2 separate regions of the Mus musculus genome follow, and region 2 is linked to region 1. A link is a loop called in an ENCODE intact Hi-C map of the cell type or tissue named here. Cell type or tissue: heart. All regions are shown on one strand. Each heading gives the region's core, and the rest is flanking DNA. Links, peaks and the distances in the headings are about the cores only.

Region 1 (11,853 bases), core at 1,204-9,203:
AGGGATTGGGAAAGGTGGATCAATGACCAGGAGGAAATTTCTGGCCATACACACAGTTCAGGATTACAGAGAAAAGCAGCATGGCTTGTTCTCCATTTTTACCCCAAATGAGAGGACCTCCCGGCCCCCTCAGTCCCAGCTCTCTCCCTTCCTTCCCCCTAGGGAACCTTCCCAGCAGTGGACAGACCTGGCTGTGGAGTGAGGGCTGGTCAGAGAAGCACCAGTCCACGGAACCAGAGCAGTACTGAAGGACTCCAGCCTCAGCTGAAACTGCATGTGTGCCCCTCCGCCCCCATTTCCTCCGGACATATGGATACCCACTTCTTCCTCTGGTAAGATCCTGATAAGAGAGTTGAGTCATGCCTGCCCTCCTCCAGGCTGAGTAGCTATCTACACAATTAATTGAGAGTGAAGGAACTGGACACTGAGTCGGGACTAGCAGTGGCAAAGAACAAGAGCCCAGGAACTAGGAGCAGAAGCTACCTGCTTCGTGTCTTGCTCTGAGAACTCTGTCCCCTTTTATCAGGCTTTATGAAGAGCAACAACACCCACTCCATGTCCCCTTCCCAGAGAACTCCTCCTCCCTCAATACATTCCTGAGATGCATTCCAAAGGCCTTGGGCAATTGGAGGGGGGGTGTGGAGGACAGGAGGTCAAATCCCAGCAAGGAATGGAATGCAAGTATACTAGGGCTAAGGAATTTTGGGGTACATGGAGAATATCATCAGTGCAGGTACCTACAGGGGCGAACTACAGAGACAGGGAGTTAAAAGGGACAAAGGGAGAAAGAAAGCTGAAGACAGAGTCAGAATGTAAGAGGGTTGGGGGAATAACATGCAGTCTGTTACCAAATTTGGCCTCTGAGTCCTCAACCGCTGGGAGGGGGAGGGGCTTGTGGGTGAGACTGACATATCCGGCCTTGGGCTGCTGGAAGCTCCTTTCAGGCTGGACCGGGCAGCTGAGAGGCTGGATCTGACCTCCTCCAGCACAAGGTCTGTCTTCACAGTCATACATGTATTCTCACTCTTCACCAAGGCCCCTTAGCTTACACACAGGACTCCCTCCCGCCAAACTGCCTGTGCTGTTGCTATACGGATCTATCTGTTGTAGGCAGCACGTGTGCACACAGCTTCCCCACAGTGCACCAGCCCCAGTGCCGGCTCCCAGCCTCTCTCCTTCACTGTATGCTTTTCCCTCCATGCATTCTCTAAGGCCCATGGTGGGAAGGCCAGGAAGCTCGATGAGTAAGACTAGACCTTGCTTTCCGCAGGCTGCCAGCCTCCCAGGGGTGGGGAAAAGCTAAATGCAGAGTTACAACAGAGGCAGGCTGTGGAAGGAGCCAAACGTGTTCACCCAGAAAAGGGAGCCCCGGAGGCTAGGGAAAGGGAGCGAAGGATCCAAGGAAGCTATCATCTGAAGTTAGAATTTTAAAAATATGAAGATAATAAGAAGTTACAGCGACGTGTCATTTATTGACTATATGTTAATTGCATTAGATACATATATAATTTCAGTTAATCCTTACAACAACCCTGCAAGGTAGGTGTTATCATCTCCATTTTTACAGGTTAGGAAGCTGGGGCTCCAGAATGTTAAATACTTTTCCAAAGGACTTGTCCAAATAATAAGCTGTGAAGCCAAAATCCGAACCCAGGTCTCTCTGCCTCCAAAGCCCAAGCTCTCTCCATTAGGTCAGTCGAAGATGAGTCAAAGGTATCGTCCCAGGCACAGAGAATAGCACTAGCAAAGGTTGAGAGGCAGGAGATCTCGGAGGAATGCCCAGGAAAGTGAGGAGGCAAGCTGGCTGGAGCACGGGGCACCTGCAAGGGAGCAGCGGTGGGGACGTCAGGGTTAAGATGGAAAGGCAAAAGCGGAGAGAGCAGTATGAGGAACCTAACTGACTGGAGGGGAACAGGAGGCCAAGGAAGCTTTAAACAGGGACATCCCCAGCACTGGGTTTTCGGGCAACTCTGGGGCCAAGTTAGGAGGAGACTGTATTAGTATAAGCGATAATAAAGCCAGAGTTAAAGCTGTATGGAGAGGAAGTTGCCATTCAGAAGAAAAGTAGAACTGACATACAGGACTCAGAAAACTGAAGCCAAAATCAGCTTCCTATGACCAGTACCCATTTACTGACTAGACAGCTTCAGTTTAATAAACCAGGGAAGGAGAGGGGACTAAGTCAGGATGTGGGAATGACGCTGGGTGGTAAATGATGCGATAGGAAGTATCTGTAGCAGGGGCACAGAGGTGGGGTTACTGACAGTATTAGGCTGTGGCTGGGGATCACAGGGTGTAGAAAAAGAGACCAGGAGCGTGATGGTAGGGAACAGACACATGATGAGCCACTGAGCAGGTGGGGAGGGAAAAGCATGAGTCCATGGATGCTGACTAAACCGGGGATGACAGGGAGGCCGGAGGCCGGGTCAGGAGCTCCAGAAGAGCTAGGGATGTGGTAAGCTGCTAAATTGGGCTAGTGGGGAGAGAGTGAGAGAACACTGACAGCGGCTAGGCAACCCTGGGTTGGAAGGAGAGGCAGCATGGGGAGGGGACAGTGTTGTGGTCACTGGCAGGGTCAAGCTGGGAGTGACATGGGGGTGTGGTCAGTGGCCTGGCTGGGCGTGGGATCAGTAAGACCAAGTTTCCTCTTTGGGTATCATTTCCTCTTTTCTGTCGGGGAGTGGGGGAAGGGGATCCACAACTGGACCTAGAAGTAAAAGGAGGCTCAGAAACCAGGGGGTACACATGGGAAGAGCCCGGTGGCGGGGGGGGGGGGGGTTCAGCAGCTGACCAGGTGGTATGCAAGTATGAGAAAGTGCTCTCCGATGTTGGGAAAGCTCAGGTTTGAGGGACATGAAGTAAAGTAGGATGTGTGGATCAAGAGACAGAGACAGGGGTGTGGGGGTGGGAAATGGTTCAGATGAACAGCAGGAGACGAGCTAAAGACCACGACAGTATCTGTAAGGAACTGTAAAGGTATGCAATGTGGGACCAGGGAGGGCAAAGAGACAGAGAGAAGGCAGTGTGTGGAGAATGAGGGAGGCTCGAGTCAAACTGTCATCATTTAGTCGACAGCGTTCCCTTGGTCAGCTTCCCCTCAGTCACAGGCTTCCTATTCCCCATCCTCACTTAGGACCTTGTCTGACTCCTGGGTCTCTTTCCATTTCCCACCTCCCACCTCGTAAACATCACAGCCCAGAAATCCCTGTCTCCCAGTGGTGGTGGCCTCTGGAAGCCTTGTGCTTAGGCAGTAGACTAGAGAAAGCAGAGTCCTGGCACTTCTAGCTGAGGTCCAGAGCTCTAGCACTTCTTTGGGTAAAAGAGGCCTCTGTAACTGCACAGGAATAAGAGAACTCACTACAAAACAAAGGTAGCTACTTCCTGCCAACTTCTTACATTTTACCAGCTCAGCTGTAGCTGCAGCCTCAACCCCTAACGCTATCACCAATTCCTAACATTAATGCTGACTTTATTTCCTATTTCCCTATACATTGACATTCACCCCTTTCCCAGAAGACACCCATACTAATCTGGCTTTTATTTTTAGGCCCAAATCCCCCAAATTTAACCCTAAATACTCCCTCCCACCCCACCCTGCAGTTCTAAAGCTCATTTGTAACTTGGTTCTTAATTAACCTTTTCACTGTTTATTCTTAATACTGACCATGACACCGGCCTTTAATCCCTAAAACGGGCATCTAAGCCAATTCCTGTTGATCCTTAACCCGATCCTGTACTCTGACTTAATGCTGGTCATTGCAGAAAATAATGACCTCAGTTTAAATGTCACATATGCGAAACAGACTTGACTCGTGCAGCAAATGTTTAGAATGTAGTTCACCTTCTTAACTTCTAAAGGGATCCTTGCTTCCTAAACGCGACGGCACCTAACCCAAACTCACCCCAAGTTTTCCTAACCACTTACTCACTATCGGCTAATACCAAAGCCCATCCCCGCCCAGTGCCTCACTGCCACCCAGTGCCTCACTGCCACCCCATTTCTACCCGTCCCCAAACCTAGCCGAGACAGAGAACTGTCTACCCCCGCGAAAGGGCCTGCTTCTCGCAACAAGGCCAGCTTAATTCCAAATCCAAACCGAAACATACTGGACCCTGACCTCCCTAACCAGACACAGGATATGCAGGAGGATTGGGGGCCCCGCCCGCCGCTTCCCGGGCTGGCCCGATCCCGCAGCCCCACCTAGAAGCTCGGCCCAGCCCGTCCGGCCTACCTGCGCTGCCCGGCTCTGCGCCCCGCCCTGGGCCCGCTACCCGCTCCTTCTCCCGGTCGCTTTTGGGGCTCCGGCCTCGCCCTCCCTTCGACACACTCTCGGCCACTTCCGTCCTGGAAACGTCCCCCACCCGCCGGCGGCGCCCTGGGCCCGCGCTCTATGGTAGCGGAGACTGCAGGAAGCTGCTCTGGCCGTAGTTCTCGATGCTCGGGCGCCCGCGAAGCCTGGCCGCCCCTCCCCAGCAGGAAGCGAGCGTGCAGAGCTCTGGAGAGAACGCCCGAACTAAGCTGGAGTTCCCTTTTAAACGCTTAAGTTTTTTTTTTTAATAGCTCGAGGCGAAGGCGGACAAGGATCCTCAGAATCCCCGCCCTGGGGCGTGGGAAGCTTGAAAGGACGTCCCCATAATTTGCATAGCCCCCGGGACGTGGCGCAGCCCAGGAGCCACTTCCGAGTTGGAGAGAACTCCAAGTCCCAGGATTCCACGGGGCTATGTGCACCACTTCCGTTGTGTTGGAAGCTGAGGAATACAGAAGCTGAGAGACGGGTGCGGTTTAGAGTGACAGCTAGGCCCTTGTCCCGGAGTGACGGAGGTTAAGTCGAGCCGACTGGACAGACTGAGGGGTCGTGCCTGAGGTTCGGAGGTTGGATCTGCGCGGAGGGATTTCTATCCATAGATATCCCAAATGGATCCTGGTGGTCAGGATCTGCTAGCTTTGGATCCCGGTGATCAGGACCTGCTGGGCTTCCTGCTAGAGGAAAGCGGAGATTTGTGGGCTGCGACTGAGCCGGACGTGAAGGCTCCGCTGGACTTAGAGCTGTCACCTTCCGAGGTGGGTGGGTGGGTGTTCCCAGTGGGGGAAGCTAGGGATGTCCGCGAGACCCAAGGTACGGAAATAAATCAAGGCCTTTGAATTTGATAGAACTCCGTGCAAGAACTGAGCGACTGGGAGGTAGAGGATTTACTGAGCTCTCTGCTCAGTCCCTCAGTATCGCGGGATGTTCTCGGCTCTTCCAGCTCTTCCATTCTCCATGATCACAACTACTCCCTTCCACAGGAGCACGTCTCCATAGATCTAGGTGAGTGTGAAATGATAAGTTGTGGGGGAGGAGAGAGCTCACTGGGCTAGCTGGTTCTACTTTCCCTTTTGCAGATACTGAGAGCTTCGAAAAGGAGGGGTTCCACGTGACTCCACTGCCAGGGGAGGAAAGAGCAGCGGAACAGGTGCTGGACTTGATTTTTTTTTTCAGGATTACCTCACTTTGCAGCAGCCAAGATCCCCCATACTGCTCTGAGAGCTCCATGCAACTCTGCTCTCTTCACTATTTCCTCCATCCTTAGGAGATGTCTAGGCTGATACTGACCGAGGAAGAGAAGAAGCTCTTGGAGAAGGAGGGGCTCACTCTGCCCTCAACCCTTCCTCTCACTAAGGTAAGGCTCCTGTTGGTAGAGCAAAGGCTGGAGGGGGTTGGTAACCCAAGTAGGCAAGCTCAGTTTGTTTCATATCAATCACTTGCAAAAGGACAAACCAACTCCTACAAGTTCTCTCATCTCCAAACACACACCCACGTCAAAAGATAATGTTTTAAATGTAACTTTAGTACAGAGCCTTGAAAGTGAAGGGCCTTGATAGCTTCCGTTGTTATCTTGGGACCTCGAATCATACTCAGTGGTAGAAATGCTTGAGAGGCTGACTCAGTCTAACAACATCAACAATCGTCAAAGCTGGACATGATGGTGCACCCCTCTATAACCCTAGCACTCTGGAGGCAGGAGCAGGAAGGTCTTCACAAGTTCAAAGTCACTTCCCACGTGCTGGGATTACAAGAATACTGCATCTAGTTTTTGTGGCAAATTTTTTTAATGTCATTTGCCTTTTTAATATTGTCTTACTTCTGATATGTAGATATTTACTTATTTGGGGCAGGTGGATCAGCATTAACGGACAGACTTAGCTTCATGTTGAGTTCAGGCAAGCTTGGGCTATGTGAGAAACCATCCCCTATCCCTCTATCACTATTACAAGATGAATGAGCAATATATTGGGAGGAAAGGAAACGGAACTTGGAAATTATCAATAGTGGTTCTGTCCCTAGGATAGTAACTGTCTTGTCTTCCTTTACACTGGCCAGAGCATGCCATAATTCCCCTACCCACTGGGATTGGAGTACAGTACCTCATGAATGTTCATCAATGCTCACTGCTGAGCCACGCCCTCTGGCCCTTGTTGTTAAGGCAGGGTCTTGTAAACCCAGGCTGGGCTGGCCTCAAACTATGTAGTAGGGAAAGAATGCCTTTGAATTCCTGATTCTCCTGCTTCTAACTCCCTCGGACTAGATTACAAGTGTATGATGTCACTCTTGGCTAGTGTCCAAGTTTGACAGGCATTATCAGAGAATGTAAGAGTTAACTTTATTCAGTTTTAGTTTCTGAAAGAAAAAAAGTTGAAAGTACCTTAAGATAAGGATATATTCTATATCACTTTAGAGACTCTAGGAAAATCAAATGAATGGAAATTATAAGAAGATTGATGTTGCTTTAGGATAAGGGTAGATGTTGTTGTTGTTAGTTTTGAGACATGGTCTTATGTAGCTCAGTCTGTCCTCAAAAACTACCCTAGCCAAGGATGGTCTTGAAATCCTGACTTCCTTCTTCTGCCTCCCAAGTGCTGATACTACAGGCATGTACAACCACACCTAGCTTAAGTGGAATTTTTAAAATTAATTAGAGACTGGAAAGATGATTCCGTGGTTTAGAGTACTTTCTGCTTTTCCATGGGGCATGAGTTCAAGTCCCAGCTCCCACATGGCAGCTTACAATCCGAGGAGATCTGACACCCTCTTCTAGCCTATGTGGGCACTAGGCACACCCATTATACATATACGTTATACAGACATGCAGGCAAAACACCCAAACACATAAAAAATAATAAAAAGTCTGGCTTTCTAGTGTTGAATATCTGCTCCTTGGTGTTCACACAGAAGGTAAATGCCTACTGACAGAGAGGCTGTGGAGAGTATTTGATTGGGAAGAAGGTTAGCTGTCTTCCAACATACCTATGTAGTATATATAGGTATAACATACAGGCATATAATAACATACTGTGGGTGACCTTTCCCCCATCTTCTCTTAGGTGGAGGAACAAGTTCTGAAACGAGTGCGGAGGAAGATTCGTAACAAGAGAGCAGCTCAAGAAAGCCGCAAGAAGAAGAAGGTGTATGTCGTGGGGCTGGAGAGCAGGTAAGCAAGGATGGACACGGGGGAAGCCTGGAGGGTCTTGAAGGGAGGAGACACAATATTTTGAAATCCACGTGTCCTCACATCCATGTTGTCCTCTAGGGTCTTGAAATACACAGCTCAGAATCGGGAGCTGCAGAACAAGGTGCAGCGTTTGGAGGAACAGAATCTGTAAGCGGCCATTTGAAGACAATCGGTTTTTTAATGCTTTCTCACTCTTTCCACTGTTCCACATGACTTCCAACTGGATAGCTCAAAAATGCAGACATCCGGAAGTTAGCCATGTCTCAAGCGTGATGGAGAATAAACTTATAAGTAGCTAAGGAGCAATTAAGTACCAAGATAGAGAAGTAAGAAAAGACTGCAGGTCGTCAGCGTCATTGCAGTTGCAGCTGTGGGGATGGGACTGGGAGGAGAGAAGGCTGCATTGTGCTTGGCTGGCTCTAGCTCTGGGGTTGGGTAGAGAGCACAGGGCTTGGTGGGGAAGCACAAGCTTAGTTGATCAGGTACTGCAGCTACTGGAGAGTTTTTCTTGAAGGTATTTAAGTCAGGACAGAGCAGTTTGATTTTTTTTTTGTCTCACTAAGGAATCACAGGCATTTGTGCACAAAGACACTTGGGGTGAGGGGGAAAGGCAAGGAAGCTGAGACTGGATCCACAGCATGAGTGGAGAGGGTAGCTAAGACAGGAGGCCTTCATCGTGCCTTGCATGCTCGGCCAGAGCATGCGCACTACCGTCTCCTCTCGTCTCTTAGGTCCCTTCTAGATCAACTGAGGAAGCTTCAAGCCATGGTGATTGAGATAGCCAACAAAACCAGCAGCGGCAGCACTTGTGTTCTGGTGAGGAGGGTGACAAGAGATCCTTTCCCTGGCAGAGATGGGGTGTGTGACCCAGAGCTCTTCACCCCCTTCTTCTCCCTGTGTTCTAGGTCCTCGTGTTCTCCTTCTGTCTTCTCCTGGTACCCGCTATGTACTCCTCTGATGCAAGGGGAAGTGTGCCCGCGGAGTATGTTGGTAAGAGGCTTAAGGACACCTTCGGGCGTGGTCTGTGGTAGAGAGAGGGCTTCTTCTGTGTGGTCTCCTGACCAGTCTTTGTCTCTTCAGTGTTGCACCGCAAGCTTCGTGCCCTCCCCAGCGAGGACGATCATCAGCCGAAGCCATCTGCTCTATCGTCAGAGCTACCCATGGACAGCACACACCAGTCACTGGACAGCTCAGAACATATGTTCTTGGTCTCCAGCAACTTTTCCTGTGTACTGTACCACGCGCCTCAGGCAGAGCAGCCCCTGCACTGGCCACTCTGGGATCTTTCTTCAGAGATGCTCTTCTCCGACTCCAACCTTCTCCTGCAGGCAAACCTTTCAGAAAGCGAGGGATGGCAACCTAACCACAGCCCTTCTTTGGTCATCTTTCAGGGCAGGTATTCAGGTTAGGTGTGAGGATGTGGGGTGTCCTCAGCCTGAGGACTCCTGTCTGTATTCAAATAAAAAGGAGCAGGGGAAAGCTGGCCTTTGCTCACGTGCTCTGTTAGGATGCCCAGGAACTCAGACACACCACACTAACTAGTTTTCTGAGTATTTTATTTATACCCATATGTATCTGTTGCCCCGTGAATAGATTTGGAGACATTTACTGGCCTTGAATACTTCATCCATGGAAGGACTGGGTAGGGTAAGAAATAAATAAGTGGTTCCTCAGCCCCTTTTTACTGGCACAGCTGGGAAGGAAGAGGGGCGCGATTGTCCTATTGGCTCAGGGCTGCAGGACTTGTGGGAGGAAGGAGGAGGTCCAGTGTGGAGGCTGGGCCTCCACAGTTCAGAGGGATCACTCTGAATTGAGGTTTGCCAGCGATCTCTTTGGTCCACATTCAGGCTGTGTGCTTAGTCCCGTGCCTTGTGTGACTGATGGCCTGCGGCTCTTTTTATGCTGCTGCTGTTGCAGGGCCAGCTGCATGGCCCAGATGCTCAGTGGCCGCATGTAGGCCAGGGAGCGGAACACTTGTTGCTGGCAGTATGCCTCTGGGGTCTGGAAAGCCAGGCCCAGGCGTTCCCATACAGTGCGGTAACAGCCTTCAGCTGTCCGGAAACCTTCCCAAGTCAGGCCCTGTGGGGAGACGTAGAAGTCACACATAATAACTGACTCTTGGCACAATTACCTTAGCTGAGCAGAGAAGACAGGAGGCCGTTCGCCCTAAAGGCAAGAACTTAAAGGCAAGAGGTGGAACACTTATTAGGGAGAAGGGCGCTCTGTGGACGGATAAGATGGCAGGCAGTAGGGTGTTCTTGGAATAAAGTTAGTGGCTGAGGAAGTTTTCTGGACCTCAGTACAAATGGTGAAGGGCTGGGAAGAGAATTCATTACCTCTTGGATCATGGTGGCTGCCAGCCCATAGACCACACCCACCCAGACTTCATCAGACTGCACACTGGATCTATCAGGGACACCATGAGGGTGCATCCCGTTCACGGCCCCCATGGCTCCTCCTGCAAAGGCTTGGACGTTGAGTTCAAAGATGGTTTGGAGAGCACGGACCACATGCAGGGTAGGAAATACCTGGAGGGAGAGCAAAGGTGGAGTCTCAGACTTGCCTCCCACCTCCAGGGAAACCCAGACTTCTGGCTTCTCCAGCCTCTCACTTCAGTGTCTCCTTCTCCCAGGCCGCAGGCCCTCAGGAACCACTGCCCAGCACACTGGTCAGACATGATGCTCCGAGACTGAGGATGGGAGCTGCTGTCGTAGTTGTAATAGCGTCCTGGAATAGAGAAAGAGCAAAGTCAAGTTGCTTGTATCCCGTAGTTGGGTTTTAAGCTGCCCCAGGTTGCTTTTACTCACCGTTCCACAGCAGTCTCTCATAAGCTTCTCGGCCTCGGCAGAGAATGGAAGCAAACCTCTCCTGGACATCTTGGGCCCCACACAGAACAGCCATCTGAACCATTACAGCCACTGCCGCCAGCCACAGCCCTCCGCAGTAAGCACTGGGTGGGAACAGTGGCTGGAGTGAGACCGGCCGCTCTACACGGCATCCTCACATGCCCGGGTCTTCACCTCAGACCTGGAAATCCCTACCCCCAAACCTGGGGCCTGTGGTGACCCATGCATCATAGGTCTGGTCTGCGTAGCCTCCATTCTCAATGAGTCCATCTTGGTCCTTGTCAAACTTCATTTCGGACTCCATCACAGCCTAGAGAGGGATCAAGACACTGAAGACCTAGGTTCTAAGAAAGAAAGTCTGGGTTCTCCCAAGACTCCAGCTACATCCCTGGTATACTGGACACAGTTCTCGTTCCTTACCAGACACACAGGCCACATGTCCTCCAGGAAGCCTTGATCACCCGTCAGGTAATAGTCCCGATAAATTTGCAATACAAACTTCAGGTTCAGGTCCTTCCAGTCAGCAGTATCATGAATCAAATATGCGTTGACCCGGAGCCATGGCTCATCATCTGTTGGAGGGGAGGGGACCTGGTTCAGTGTGTCAGTGGACAGGATAGCAGGTATAGAGACTGACAGACGGAATCTCACCCGGATCCCCAATGTCATGAGGGATGACGTTCCTCCTTTTCACAGGTGCCACCACTCCACTCATCAGGTACCGTCGCCGGGTCAGGTCCTCCTTCAAAGTTGCCAGAGCTGGGGGAGCGGAGACACAAGTACGTGAGGGAAAGCAGGGAATGGGCAGGCTTGGGGTGGGATCCAGTGCTGTGTGTGTGACCCCAGAGAACTAAGGAGCCAGATGCGGGCATGCTCAGGAGGAAGGGGAGGACATGTTATCTGAGAGACAATAAGAGCTCAGGAGTAGGGAAAGCAGAGACGTTACCCATATCATACTGAAGACTGAGCTCAAGTTTGGGCCACAGCATGACGAGGGCAAAGGACGCATAAAAGTGGACATCGTATGTGTTGTACATGCGGTACTCCTGGCCTGGAGGAAGAGAGAGACACTGTTGCCAGAATGCCGGCTTCTGCTCGGTAGCTCTTCAAAGCTGGAAGTAGGCCCACTCATCTTTCCGTTTTCCCAATTCACCCCTTATCCTGTCAGTATCTCAGGACAGGCAACGTCTGTCATCCTGCATTATGTAGGACACACCTAGCTCTGACCCATGCCAGTCCACTGGCACGCCATACCTTCAAGATAGCCAAATCGCCCATAGTCCTGCAGAGTAGAGCGAAGCTGACGCATACTCCCTCCCAGCCCCTCTGGTAGGGAGTCTGCGGGAACTTCCAGCCACACTGTGCCTCCATCGGCCAGGAAGTACAGTTCATTGAACAGTGCAGATTTGTACCAGGCAGGCAAGGTTCTGGGAAGCCAAGAGGAGGGGATAGAGCTTTATGAGCCTCCCAGGATAGAGGGGATTCTAGAGTGAAGTAGGGACACTGTGAATCCCAG
Region 2 (11,853 bases), core at 1,405-9,404, 70 kb before region 1:
CCTTGATTTCTTATCAGCACTTTAAAGATGAGAAAAAGCACTTAATGGTGAGATGGTAGGATCATGAGTTGGAAGTCAATCTGGGTTATGTTATGAGTTCAAATCCAGCCTAGACTACATAGCAAGAGCTTGTAAAAACAAAAAGAGCAGTAGTAGAAGAAGAAGGAAGAAGGAAGAAGGAGGAGGAGGAGGAGGAGGAGGAGGAGGAGGAGGAGGAGGGCTCAGTGGTTAAGAGCACTGACTGCTCTTCCAGAGGTCCTGAGTTCAATTCCCAGCAACCACATGGTGTCTCACAACCATCTATAATGGGATCTGATGCCCTCCTCTGGTGAGTATTAAGATAGCAAGAATGTACTCACATAAAATAAATAAATAATCTTTTTTAAAAAGAAGAAAAATCATGAAATTTGAAGGCAAATGGCAAATGGATGGAACTAGAAAAAAAAATCATCCTGAGTAAGGTAGCCCACACCCAGAAAGACAGACAAACATAGAAATAAATATATGTGGATACTAGCTGTTAAGTAAATGATAACCAGGCTATAATCCACAGACCTAGAGAGGCTAAGTAATAAGGAGGGCTCTAAGTGTGTGTGTGGGGGGGGGGTACATGGGTCTCCCTGGGAAGAGGGTGGGTGTGACAGGAACAGGAGGGATCAGGTGGGGGAGGAGTGGAGAGAGAGAATACTGAGAGAGGCGACCAGAATTGGGGACTTCAGGGCGAGGTAGGAACCCAGGACAATGGAAACTCCCTGGAACCCACGAGGTGGACTCTAGTGAGGACTCCTATTAATGGAGGATACAGAGCCTGAACCAGCCATCTTCTGTAAACAAGGCTTCCAGTGGTGCACCTGGAACACCAACCCAGCCACAAAGCCTTTAACCTACAATCTGTCCGGCCTGTAAGATGTGTTAGGGTAAAGATGGCACAGAACTTGTGGGAGTGGCCAACCAATGACTGGTCCAACCTGAGACCCACACTATGAGCCCATGCCATTTAAACTGCTATTGCTTGAGAGGAGATGGGGACGATTGGCTCTATCGAATATCCTGATGCTGTCATCTGAGGATGGGCTCTCCATGAAAGGACAGACCCATCCTGTGTGTCTCCATCTCGTTTCCTGTGTTCTTGCTCTCCAGCATGTAATAGAGCTGTGAGATGTCCCTGCCAGATGATGACACCATGTTCTTGGAATTCCCATTCTTCAGAGCCATGAGCCAAGTCACTATCTTCTACTGTTAATTTTACAGGTGGGCTCAGGCAGGTGGGCTTGGGAACAGGGGGAATTGAGTCGGGGTGTTGGAGAGAGAGAATGTGGAAACAGACTGGCATTGGGGCTGAGGTGAGAGGTTGTGGAAACCTGGTGCAGTAGAACCAGGAATCTAAGAGGGAGACCCTATGAGGACTCCTAGTAATGGAGGACACAGACCCTGAACCAGCTATCTTCTGAAACCAGGCAAGGTTTCCAGTGCAAGGACTGACACCAACCCAACCACAAAACCTTTGACCTACAATCTACCCCGCCTGCAAGATGTGCAGGAGTAGGGAAGATGGAAGCACAGACTTTGTGAGAGTGGCCAACCGTATCTGATCTAAACTGAGACACTCTCATGAGAGGGAGCCCGTGCCCCACACTGCCTGGATGATCAGGAACTAGAGGCTGGATAGCCCAGAGACCTAGGATATGGGGGTAGGAGGTGGGGGCAGCTGATGGGAGCAGATGCAGAGATCCACAGCCAAACATTAGGCAGAGAGAGTCCAAACTGGAGCTCTCTGTCCAGTCCCTCCCCTTGGAGCTCAGGGAACCCCTGAGGAAGACAGGGAAGAATTGTATAAGCCAGAGGGGTCCAGTACACAAGAAGAATACAGCCCGCTGGGCAGTGGTGGTGCACGTCTTTAATCCCAGCACTTGGGAGGCAGAGGCAGGTAGATTTCTGAGTTCAAGGCCAGCCTGGTCTACAGAGTGAGTTCCAGGACAGTCAGGGCTACACAGAGAAACCCTATCTCGAAAAACAAAACAAAACAAAACAAAACAAAACAAAACAAAACAAAACAAACAAAACCAAACACAGCCCACAGAATCATCTAAGCCGGTCTCATAGGGCCTCACAGAGACTGATGGGAAATCACAGAACCTGCATGGATGTGTGCTAGATCCTCTACATACATGCTATGGCTGCTAGCTTGGTGGTTTTGTGGGCTCCTAACAGCAGGAGTGGGGGTGTCTCTGACTCCTCTGCCCGCTCTTGGGGCCCTTTTCCTCTTACTGTTGCCTCACCCAGCCTTGATATGAGGGTGTGCGCCTGGTCTTATTGTAACTTGTTATGCTGTATTTGGTTGATATCCCTAGGAGGTCTGCTCTTTTCTGAAGGGAAATGGAGGTGATGGGGATGGGAGAAGTGGGGGAGGGGAGACTGCAGTCAGGATGTAGTGTGTGAGAGAAGACTAAATTTTAAAGATGAATAAATAAAATTCTCAAATTTTATTTTATTTTAAGTTTTGAGACAGGCTTTCTCTGTGCAGCTCTGGAATTCACTCAGTGGACCAGGCTGGCCTCAAACTCACAGAGATTCACCTGCCTCTGCCTCCCGAGTGCTGGGATTAAAAAAACCACGTGCTACTGTACCCTGACAGTTCTTAAAAATCTCAACTGGCTGATTCTTTGAGGGTGAGGAGATCTGGCAATAATGAGCAAGTGTTCTCTAAGTAGCAATCTGAACCAGACAGTGTGACACAAGTCAGAATGCTAAGGCGGGAGGATTATGTGTTAGGATCCAGCCTGGACTAAAGAATGAGATCCTATCTCCAACTAAAACTAAAAACAAGCAGCTGGGGGCTATAGTGAAGTGGTAGACTACTTGCCTGGCATGTGTGAGGACATGGCTAGAAGCACCTCTGTAGTAAGCTGGCCTGAGGCTTATAAGAACTGGGGTACTCTTGGGAGGCAGGCTGGGGCTGAAAAGAGAGAAACTAGATGGTCGAGAGAAATAATGGAGCCAAGACAAAGGTTTTGATCAAGGCCCATGAGTTTATTAAGAAACCGTGTTTATAAGGGGGTGGAAAGCTGCACCACAGGTGGCCCCACCTCAATGGTGACAAGATTTGTACCAACCCGCTTCAGGCTGGGGGAGCCTACACACCCCGACCCCGTACCATCAAAATGAAACAACAAAACCTTATTCTGGAGACCAGGTTTGGTGGCACACACTTAGAGTCCCAGTGTACAGGAAGAAAAAGCAGGCGTTTCAGAAGTTCTAGAGCGTACTTGACCATATACACAAAGAGTTCTGAGGTCAACCTGGACTACCTGACTCAAAACTCCCAAAACAAAAAGCCAGCCATCAGTGAGTCATTTGTCCCATTAGAATGAACCTGAATTTATCTACACACACTATGCCAGCTGGCAGCCACTCCAGGTTTGTACCTCTCTTCTTTCCCATCCAAGCTGCCTTGGAGCAATCAGACTTTAACAACTCCTGTTGCCCTGCCCTGCCCTGCCCTGTCCTTATGCCCCCCTCTCTGGGAAAACAAGATAAGACTCTCATGGTTTATTCATTTATTTAACACTCGTGTGCCTCATGCCTGGTGATTGCCAAGTCCTGGAGACCGAGATGCAAATGGAACGTGTTTCTTCATTCCGAGAGCTATTGATCTGAAGATGGCCCTCTGAAGATGTAGCAGAGGTAAAAGATAACAGGGAGAGAGGTACATGCTGGCTGCATCTCTAGCAACCCCAGCACTCCAGAGATTATCTCAGAAGGATCTTGGGCTACTGAGACTGTCTCAAACAACACAGCTTAGAGCAGACAATGTAACACCCTGTCTTGGTCTTTTGTTCGTTTTTTTTTTTTTTTTTGTTTTTGTTTTTGTTTTCTTTTCTTTTTTTTTTTTTCCATTTTTTATTAGGTATTTAGCTCATTTACATTTCCAATGCTATACCAAAAGTCCCCCATATCCACCCACCCCCACTCCCCTGCCCACCCACTCCCCCTTTTTGGCCCTGGTGTTCCCCTGTACTGGGGCATATAAAGTTTGCAAGTCCAATGGGCCTCTCTTTCCAGTGATGGCCGACTAGGCCATCTTTTGATATATATGCAGCTAGAGTCAAGAGCTCCGGGGTACTGGTTAGTTCATAATGTTGTTCCACCTATAGGGTTGCAGATCCCTTTAGCTCCTTGGCTACTTTCTCTAGCTCCTCCATTGGGAGCCCTATGATCCATCCATTAGCTGACTGTGAGCATCCACTTCTGTGTTTGCTAGGCCCCGGCATAGTCTCACAAGAGACAGCTACATCTGGGTCCTTTCAATAAAATCTTGCTAGTGTATGCAATGGTGTCAGCGTTTGGATGCTGATTATGGGGTGGATCCCTGGATATGGCAGTCTCTACATGGTCCATCCTTTCATCTCAGCTCCAAACTTTGTCTCTGTAACTCCTTCCATGGGTGTTTTGTTCCCAAATCTAAGGAGGGGCATAGTGTCCACACTTCAGTCTTCATTCCTTTTGTTCGGTTTTGAGAGAGGGTCTCACTATGTAGACCAGGCCTTGAACTCATAGAGATCTGTCTGCTTTTGTCTCCCCACTGCTGGGATTAAAGGAGTGTGGTGCCACATCTGGCAGCTCTGTGAATCTTATGTGCTTGCTACTACATAATCCCAGCATTTGAGAAATGGAAGCAGGAGGGTTAGGAGTTCTAGGCCAGCTCCAGCTACATGAGAATGAAGCCAGCCCAGGTTACATGAGACCCAGAAGGACCTAGTTGTATATTTGCCTTTTGAGTCGCTGTGAACATTCATTCATTAATTTCATTCACTTCCTCAAGTTCCCCTAGCAACAAGTGACTAGGCTCGGACAGTAAAATGGAAAAAAACAAAAAAGCAAAACCCACAGTCTTGCTCTCTTTGGACTAGCAGTCTAAAAAAAGAATTACAGCTATTAAAGAATAAATTAGGAATTCAGATTTGTCTCCGTTTTCTTTCTTCTTTTCTTAGGAAAGGGTGACCTTGATTTCCTAATTAGTACATTCACATCTGGCTCTGAAGGTTGTATAGAAATAAAAGTGGCCGGGCGTGGTGGCGCACGCCTTTAATCCCAGCACTCGGGAGGCAGAGGCAGGAGGATTTCTGAGTTCGAGGCCAGCCTGGTCTACAAAGTGAGTGCCAGGACAGCCAGGGCTACACAGAGAAACCCTGTCAAAAAACCAAAATACAAACAAACAAAAATAAATAAATAAAAGTGTAGCCGCGCTGAGAATGAGCCCCGTGTGGTTGGTGCGAGCCAGGTCGCACTGCCTGCGTCACTATGTGAGCTGACGGATGACGCCCCGCTGCACGCCGCTCAGCTCGCCCCGGAGGGGTCGCTTCTTGGCGGGCTAACAGTGACTTGCGGGGGAAGTCTACGCGCGTGTGCACGCGGCACTCTCTGCCCGTGGTCCGGGGACTTTCCCCTAGGCGAAAGGATAAGGAACATGTCCCTCGTATGTAGCCTAGGAAACAGGCCTTCAGAGCGAGCTGCCTTAGCTTCTAGGCGCGACTAATTTATGACTCTACAACAGGCTTAATTTTTTGGTTATGGTGAGAAAATTGGTCTCTCTAGGTAGAAAAACAATGAGCCATTGTTTTAGGCATGATACTTTATCCTGAAAGATTCTGGAGACATAATTGTTTAAGAAAGCTATAAATAGATAGGTCATTAATTAATGTAGGAACGCTAGGTGGGCGTGGTTTATGCAAATATTGCTTAAACCCATCCTGAGATGGGCGTGGCCGCCTTAAGGGACTCAGCCCCCCCGATGTAGGCGTGGTCTCCTGCGCGTGCGCACTACGGCCGGAGGCCCAGCGCTGGAACGCGGGGTACCCGGCGTGCGATTCTGGTGGGCCAGGCATGGAGGGCGCTGGCCCCGTGTTGAGTATTCTGGGGCTGCTGCTTGTGTCTGCGCCTTTTGGAGTCCTTGGGGAGCGCCCCAGCGCCGATCTGGGGGCACACCCAGGTACCTGCGAGAGCTGCTGGAGGGAGGCTGGGACTGCCTAGTAGAAACTGACCGATGGCTTTAATCCACAGAACGGGGCTCCCAGGTCAGTCCGGGAACCACCGAACCTCGGCGGCAGCCGCCACCCAAGGATCAGCGCGAGCGAGCCCGGGCCGGATCGCTGTCTTTGGGCGCTCTGTACACCGCGGCCGTCGTGGCTTTTGTGCTGTTCAAGTGTTTGCAGGTGCGGTATGGCGGTGGGTTGTGGGAGCCCTGGGCCTTAATCTCCTGGGGCCGCTACAGTACCAAGAACAACCGCTTCCCGGCTACCTGTAAAATGAAGGCTCGTTCCTTGGTTTTTCCACATTATTGGGGCATTCGAGGATCCAGAGAGATAATGGATGTAGGGGGCTGAGAAATTGTAGAAACCGTTACTTTTACTCCTCTCTCCAGTGACGATCGATTTTCAATCTGGAGCTCATCCACTTAGTGTCTGATGTAAGTGGGGTTTTAACCCAACTAGTGTCAGTATGCAAAAAAAGAAGTTGCTGCTGAGGCTCCAACCTTGGCCCAAGGAGTTAATCGCGGCAGCAACAGAGTGTCTAGTGGACCAGACACCAAGCCGTTTCGTGCTCTCCTTAGGAAGGAAACCCTGAAATGTGAACTGACTGTACATTCTGATTACTTTGAAACTGTTGACATGGAAAGTGGAACCTACCACCCAGTGCTTTATCTTCAACTCTGGTCAATTACTTGCACAGGGGAATAGAGGCTGAACTAATTAGTAACATAAAACTAGATGAGATTAAAGAGCCAGGCAGACTTGACAGGCTAGGATGAAGATTGGAGTTTAAAGATAGATTAATAAATTCTACCCAGGCGTAGTGTTAGACGCCTTTAATCCCAGCATTCAGGGGAGACAGAGGCAGGAACAGCTCTTGTGAGTTCGAGACCAGTATTTCTGTCTTATGCATGGAGAAGAATACATAAGCAGTTGAGAAGAGGAGCGGGACCCGTGGAAGAGAGGTAGGCATGGCGGCTGACAGTTTCACGGTGTTATGATAACCCACTTTCCAATTAAAGGTTCTGAAGGAGGCTTGTGCTTTATCTACCTATCAGAGCACTGGGAGAATTGTATCCTAAAAATAAACCATAGGGCACTGCCTTTTAGAGCAAAGAGCACTATATAGACTTTTTGTTGTTGGGTTTTTTGTTTTGTTTTGTTTTAGATTTTTAATCTGTAATGGGATAATGTGAATTGAACAGATTGGAGATTTTTTTTTTCACCAGCAAAGACTGAGGGTACAGGAACTGGTGACACAGTCCTATTATTCCAACTACTATGAGGGAGGATTGTAAGTGCAAGGCCCATCTGGACAATTTAGCAAGACTCTACCTCAAAGGCAGCGAGGTATAGGGATGCTAAATAAGAAGGCTGGGGTAAGAGCAATCTTCCCGTCCCTACTGGAGAGTTTCACATTCCCAGGAGTGCTTTAGCAGTCTGGCCATGTGTGGGCATCCTGACGTTTCACTTCATGTTCTGGGTAAGCAGCTGGACTAGAGACAACTGGGATTCTCTGAGGTGGATGCCCAGAGCTTTCTCTATGGCTCCTCTCTTCACTGGCTCTGAGGTGCTGGGGCCTTTGCTGCAGCCTTGTCTTTATCTGCTTCCACAACAGGGCCCAGATGAGGCTGCTGTTCTCAGAGAGGAAAAAAACAAGAAGAAATCCTCGCAGTCAGGTGGGTTGAGCATTTAGTGGTGGTTTCTGGCGATGGAGTAGATCAGGGGACTGCAGGAGTAACCATGCCCTTTCCCTCACTCCCAGAGCAACAGCTGGTGCAGCTGACACAACAGCTGGCCCAGACGGAGCAGCACCTGAACCACCTGATGACACAGCTGGATCCCCTTTTTGAACAGTGAGAATTTGTGGGGTGGGTGAGGTGGGAGCCAAGGAGACAGACTGGGCAGCCCCCTGAGTGGGTATTTCTACAGGGTGACGACTTTGGTTGGAACCCAGAGGGAACTTCTAGACACAAAACTAAAGACCATCCACCACCTTCTACAAGACTGCCAGCCTGGCACAGGAGTGGAAGTTCCAGAACCAGGTAAAAGGTTGGGAGGTTTCTATGGCTGGAGAGCCATGGCTGTGAAACTAGAGCAAGTTGGTCTCTCCTTCACAGAGGCCAGCATACCCTTTACTGAGGACCTGGGGAAAGAAGACCAAGAAGCTGGAAACAGTCAGGCCTGGGAAGAGCCCATAACCTGGAGCCCAGAAACACGGAACCTAGCTCCTTCCTGGGAGGTGGAGCAGGGGCTGAGGAGAAGGTGGCACAAGACGGTGACAAAGGGTCCAGCAGTAAATGGGGAACAACCACTGAAGGTTTAGTAAAAAGAGTCCCCTCGTACTGGGTGTTCCTCTGTGCTTTTTCCACTCCCTGCTACACACACACACACGGTGCAAAAGCCAAGCACTCTTCCCTTATTAGGAAGAGAGAGACTGCCTTCCAGAATGTGAATGGAGAAGACAGAGAGAGAGCCACAGTTCTGCCCTTGTGTTTCTGAGGCTACCGAGATGCCAGCCATCAAGGCTCAAACTCCATTTTCTCGTGATTTAGACAGGAAGGCTTTTGCAAAAACAACCCTTTATTAAGATCCAGTGGGGAAATAAATTATAGAACATAGGAGGTAGTTCAGGAGGATCTGGAGTTCAAGGCCACCCTGGACTGCATGAAACCTTGTCTCAAGAAAACAAACTATATACAATAGCCAGGTGTGGCAGCACACACCTATAACCCAACACCTGAGAGACTGAGGCAGAAGGAATTCAAATTCATGGTCAGCCTGGGTAAGATCCTTTCTCAAGAATAAATCAGGAAACCATAGGCAATAACAACAAAATGGACTCCTTTTCAAAGCTGCAAATGGGATTAACCGCTGGCCACAGACAGCAGGGGCTTTTCAGGCCCCCCAGTGGCAGGGCGTTAAAGGGACTTGTTCCACTGAGGCTCAATCGAAGTACATTCCCTTTTGTTCGTGGCTCTGCCCTATTCCTGAGTATCCGAGTTCTGGAATTTGTAAGATTCTTCATAGGCACACCCAGCTGCCATGTGTATCCCAGGATAGCTGTGAATATGGCCCCAGCATGTTTGTAGATGACAATGTCATGTTGCAGTGACACTTCTGTGGGTCGAGCTCTTCTGGCTTCTGTGGGAAGAAAACAGTCTGGTCACCGGGTCAGTCCTCAGTCACCCACGGGGTGGGGGAGGGGCTGTGAGGGACGCTGCTCCTTCTCAGCACGGCTAACCTGATAGCCAGAGTCAGGCTGTGGTGCCACTGTGACAGCTCCTCCTGGTCAGTAGACATAAGCAGTAGCTTCTCATGGGGAAAGGACAGCTAAGGAGAAACCAGTTAGTTCAGAGCAAGTCAGGCTGGGGCCCTCTCTGGTCCCGTGACACTAACTCAGGGATAAGTGTGAAACCTCAGCCCCAAAAGGGAGCTAGCTCAAGTGATGGGCTGGTCTACAACTACTTCAAGTATATTTTGGGCCCAGATTTCCCATCTACTACTTACACTGAGCAAACCACCACAAGGTCCTCCCGAATGGCCAAAGACCCTGCTAAGGTGACACTGGGACATAGGGTACAGGGCTCTGCAGACAAAGGTGCCACTCTTCAGCAGGTGCAGTGGGGGCCGAGGCTTGGCCATGAGGAGCACGTCGGAGAAAAGGAAGAACATCCGGGGCCGAGGCTCCCCAGTGGGAGGCACCACTAAAAGCCAGCCCTGCCGTAGGAACCAGCGGCCTTGAAAATGAGAGCACTGTTATTGTACAGCTCAAGAATCCGTAGGAACACAAGAGAGACAGGACGTTGGGGAAGGGGTAATGTTACTGTGTGGCGATGTGGAGGTCACAGAACCACCCTGGAGTCAGTTTTCTCCTTTCACCTTTATATGCATTCCAGAATTGCACAGGTCATACAGCAAGCACATTACCTACTGGGTCATCTTGCCAGCCCAGCATGCTGGCATAAGCAAGGGGCAACTGAAGGGGCAGAGTCCACGGTCTACCTGAAGTCAGCCCTTTTGCCTTGCGCCCACTGAGTAGAGCCTGGACACGCAGCAGATGCTGATCATTCTTCTGACTCTGGCCGATGGCGTGGACCTTCTGGGCCGTCTCACTTACCAGGCGAGCAGCCCCTGGAACAACACCCAGTGCCTTACTTCCAACAGAACATGGGCTTTGAGTGGCTCTTGGTAGTAAAAGACAAGCTGGGGTGGGGGTGGGGGTCTGGGTCCCGTTCTAGCTTCTTGAAGAATGGGCAGGGCAGTTAGGGCCACTGTACATTCCATGGGAGACAGGGACATACCAGACACTGTTGGAGGTGAGAGCCAGAGAGGCATTCAGGACAGGCAGCCTCTGCCTGAGCTGAGGAACTAGAACCTACGTGTGAGCTGCTGGTAGTCAGGGCTGTTGGGAACTGTGTTCTCAGCCAAAGCCACGACAAGATTCTCGTACCTAGAAGTGGACAGTGGGGAGGGAAGTAGAGCCAGGCTCAATGCCCTGCTTTCATAGACTTGAAGATCACCTCCCCGACCTTCATTTCTCAACTGTCAAGTCAGGAAAGGCCTGGCTCCTCTGTTGCCCCTCCTTAACCTGGGACTCTGAACCTGGGGTCACATTACATTTCCATTCTACACTGAAGAATCAGGAGGCTGGGTCAGAAGATGAAACCAAATCAAACCAAGGAGGCTACCACAGACAACCTCTGAGCCCTAGAACAGAACCACAAGACTAGACCAACCCCCTCATTGCCCTGAGCCTCTCCAGAGTCTGTCTCTGGCCTTGGTGCAGGTTCCCTCCATTTAGTATACAGTCCTACAATGCCACATCTGACGCTGCAGACCCTGGATAACCCTGAGGGTCAACATTTACTCTGGTAAAAGCTTCTTAGAAGCAATTTGGCCCAGAATAGCAAAGCTGGGATAGAACCTATGGCATCCCCCACAGAGCTGCCGGCCTCGGTTATGCAGCCTGAGAGGATTAATTCCAGCCTAGAGAGATTCACACTCACTGTTGGAGCCGCTGCAGAGGCAGAGGGAGCAGGTCCTGGAGCTGAAGACCCCTAAATTCAGGGCGACCTTCCTGAAGCTTCACGAACCTCCGAAAACGCTTATTCTTCTTCAGCTGCGCCTGGGTTGAGAGGGGAAGTTCACATGAGGGAGGGAAGTCACTCCTCATACTGCAAGCAGCAAGCTGTGCACTCCCGCGGGAAACTGGTCCTCCTAAAGATGTTAGCAAGGAGCTGGGTTCTAATGCAAGCAACTCATGAGTTCAGGTCTCTAAATTCAGGGGTAAGGAGGAAGAGACAGACTGCAGGTTACCTGAAGGGTAGTCTGAGATCTCTCTGCGTTGGCAGCAAATTGGGCGTAGAGCTCCAGGTGGGGGCAGAAGCCCTGTAGCCCCAGTCCCCACTGCCCTTCTTCCAGATAGGGAAGCAGCTCTCTGTGTGGGCAAAGAACAGTAAAAGCGCAAGCCAACAACTACTCTACACTCCCTCATACACTTCCATTAACCCTGCCTCGCAGGTAGTGCTATTATCCCATTTTACAGCTGGAGACGCCGGCAGGTTAAGGCATTGGGCCAACCCCACAGGTGAGAAAGTTGGCAGATGAACTTGGCCTTTCTGACTAGGCTTGACGCTCCCTCTCCCTGCAATTCTTCCACTCACAGGCTGGCGGCATAGATGAGCTCCCAGGTCCCAAACAGGGTCTGGAGTTCTGGTGGTCGTAGTGTTCCTTTGGCTTTCAGGATCCGCAGGAAGTACTGTATTTTTTCAGGAGGGGAAAAAATACAATTTTCTTAGACTGTAGCAAGAGGAAGTCAACG

The links. Peaks named below come from ENCODE experiments on the same cell type or tissue, not always from the same donor. Only the 100,000 strongest peaks of a DNase experiment are listed, where the experiment ranks them.
Region 2: it touches region 1 in a loop (4-fold over the local background); 9 of 42 quality-filtered maps call a loop at or near these places.

What each region holds. Positions count from the first base shown.
Region 1 is chr4:43,557,898-43,569,750 of GRCm38, forward strand. It overlaps Tln1 (talin 1), which reads right to left and starts at 4,686. Exons shown (of 57, transcript NM_011602.5): 1 at 4,233-4,686. It overlaps Creb3 (cAMP responsive element binding protein 3), which reads left to right and starts at 4,761. Exons shown (of 9, transcript NM_013497.4): 1 at 4,761-5,062; 2 at 5,153-5,309; 3 at 5,384-5,454; 4 at 5,572-5,661; 5 at 7,364-7,470; 6 at 7,570-7,638; 7 at 8,223-8,307; 8 at 8,397-8,481; 9 at 8,572-9,164. The coding sequence starts at 4,916. The coding sequence ends at 8,900. Gba2 (glucosidase beta 2) reads right to left here. Exons shown (of 17, transcript NM_172692.3): 9 at 11,592-11,764; 10 at 11,284-11,388; 11 at 10,989-11,096; 12 at 10,758-10,909; 13 at 10,541-10,647; 14 at 10,299-10,441; 15 at 10,103-10,218; 16 at 9,828-10,019; 17 at 9,031-9,570. The coding sequence ends at 9,292. In heart, for the core only: a CTCF peak has its summit at 4,385; DNase peaks (open chromatin) are centred at 2,584, 4,674 and 5,365; H3K4me3 peaks cover 4,928 bases; H3K27ac peaks cover 4,850 bases.
Region 2 is chr4:43,487,548-43,499,400 of GRCm38, forward strand. Ccdc107 (coiled-coil domain containing 107) reads left to right here and starts at 5,818. Exons shown (of 6, transcript NM_001037913.2): 1 at 5,818-5,989; 2 at 6,061-6,212; 3 at 7,648-7,708; 4 at 7,795-7,885; 5 at 7,962-8,074; 6 at 8,150-8,374. The coding sequence starts at 5,884. The coding sequence ends at 8,355. Arhgef39 (Rho guanine nucleotide exchange factor (GEF) 39) reads right to left here. Exons shown (of 12, transcript NM_001013377.3): 5 at 11,696-11,790; 6 at 11,349-11,469; 7 at 11,039-11,157; 8 at 10,412-10,482; 9 at 10,035-10,163; 10 at 9,540-9,769; 11 at 9,274-9,362; 12 at 8,595-9,173. The coding sequence ends at 9,131. It also overlaps Rmrp. In heart, for the core only: CTCF peaks have their summits at 5,295 and 5,910; DNase peaks (open chromatin) are centred at 3,404, 5,404 and 5,814; H3K4me3 peaks cover 2,381 bases; H3K27ac peaks cover 3,907 bases.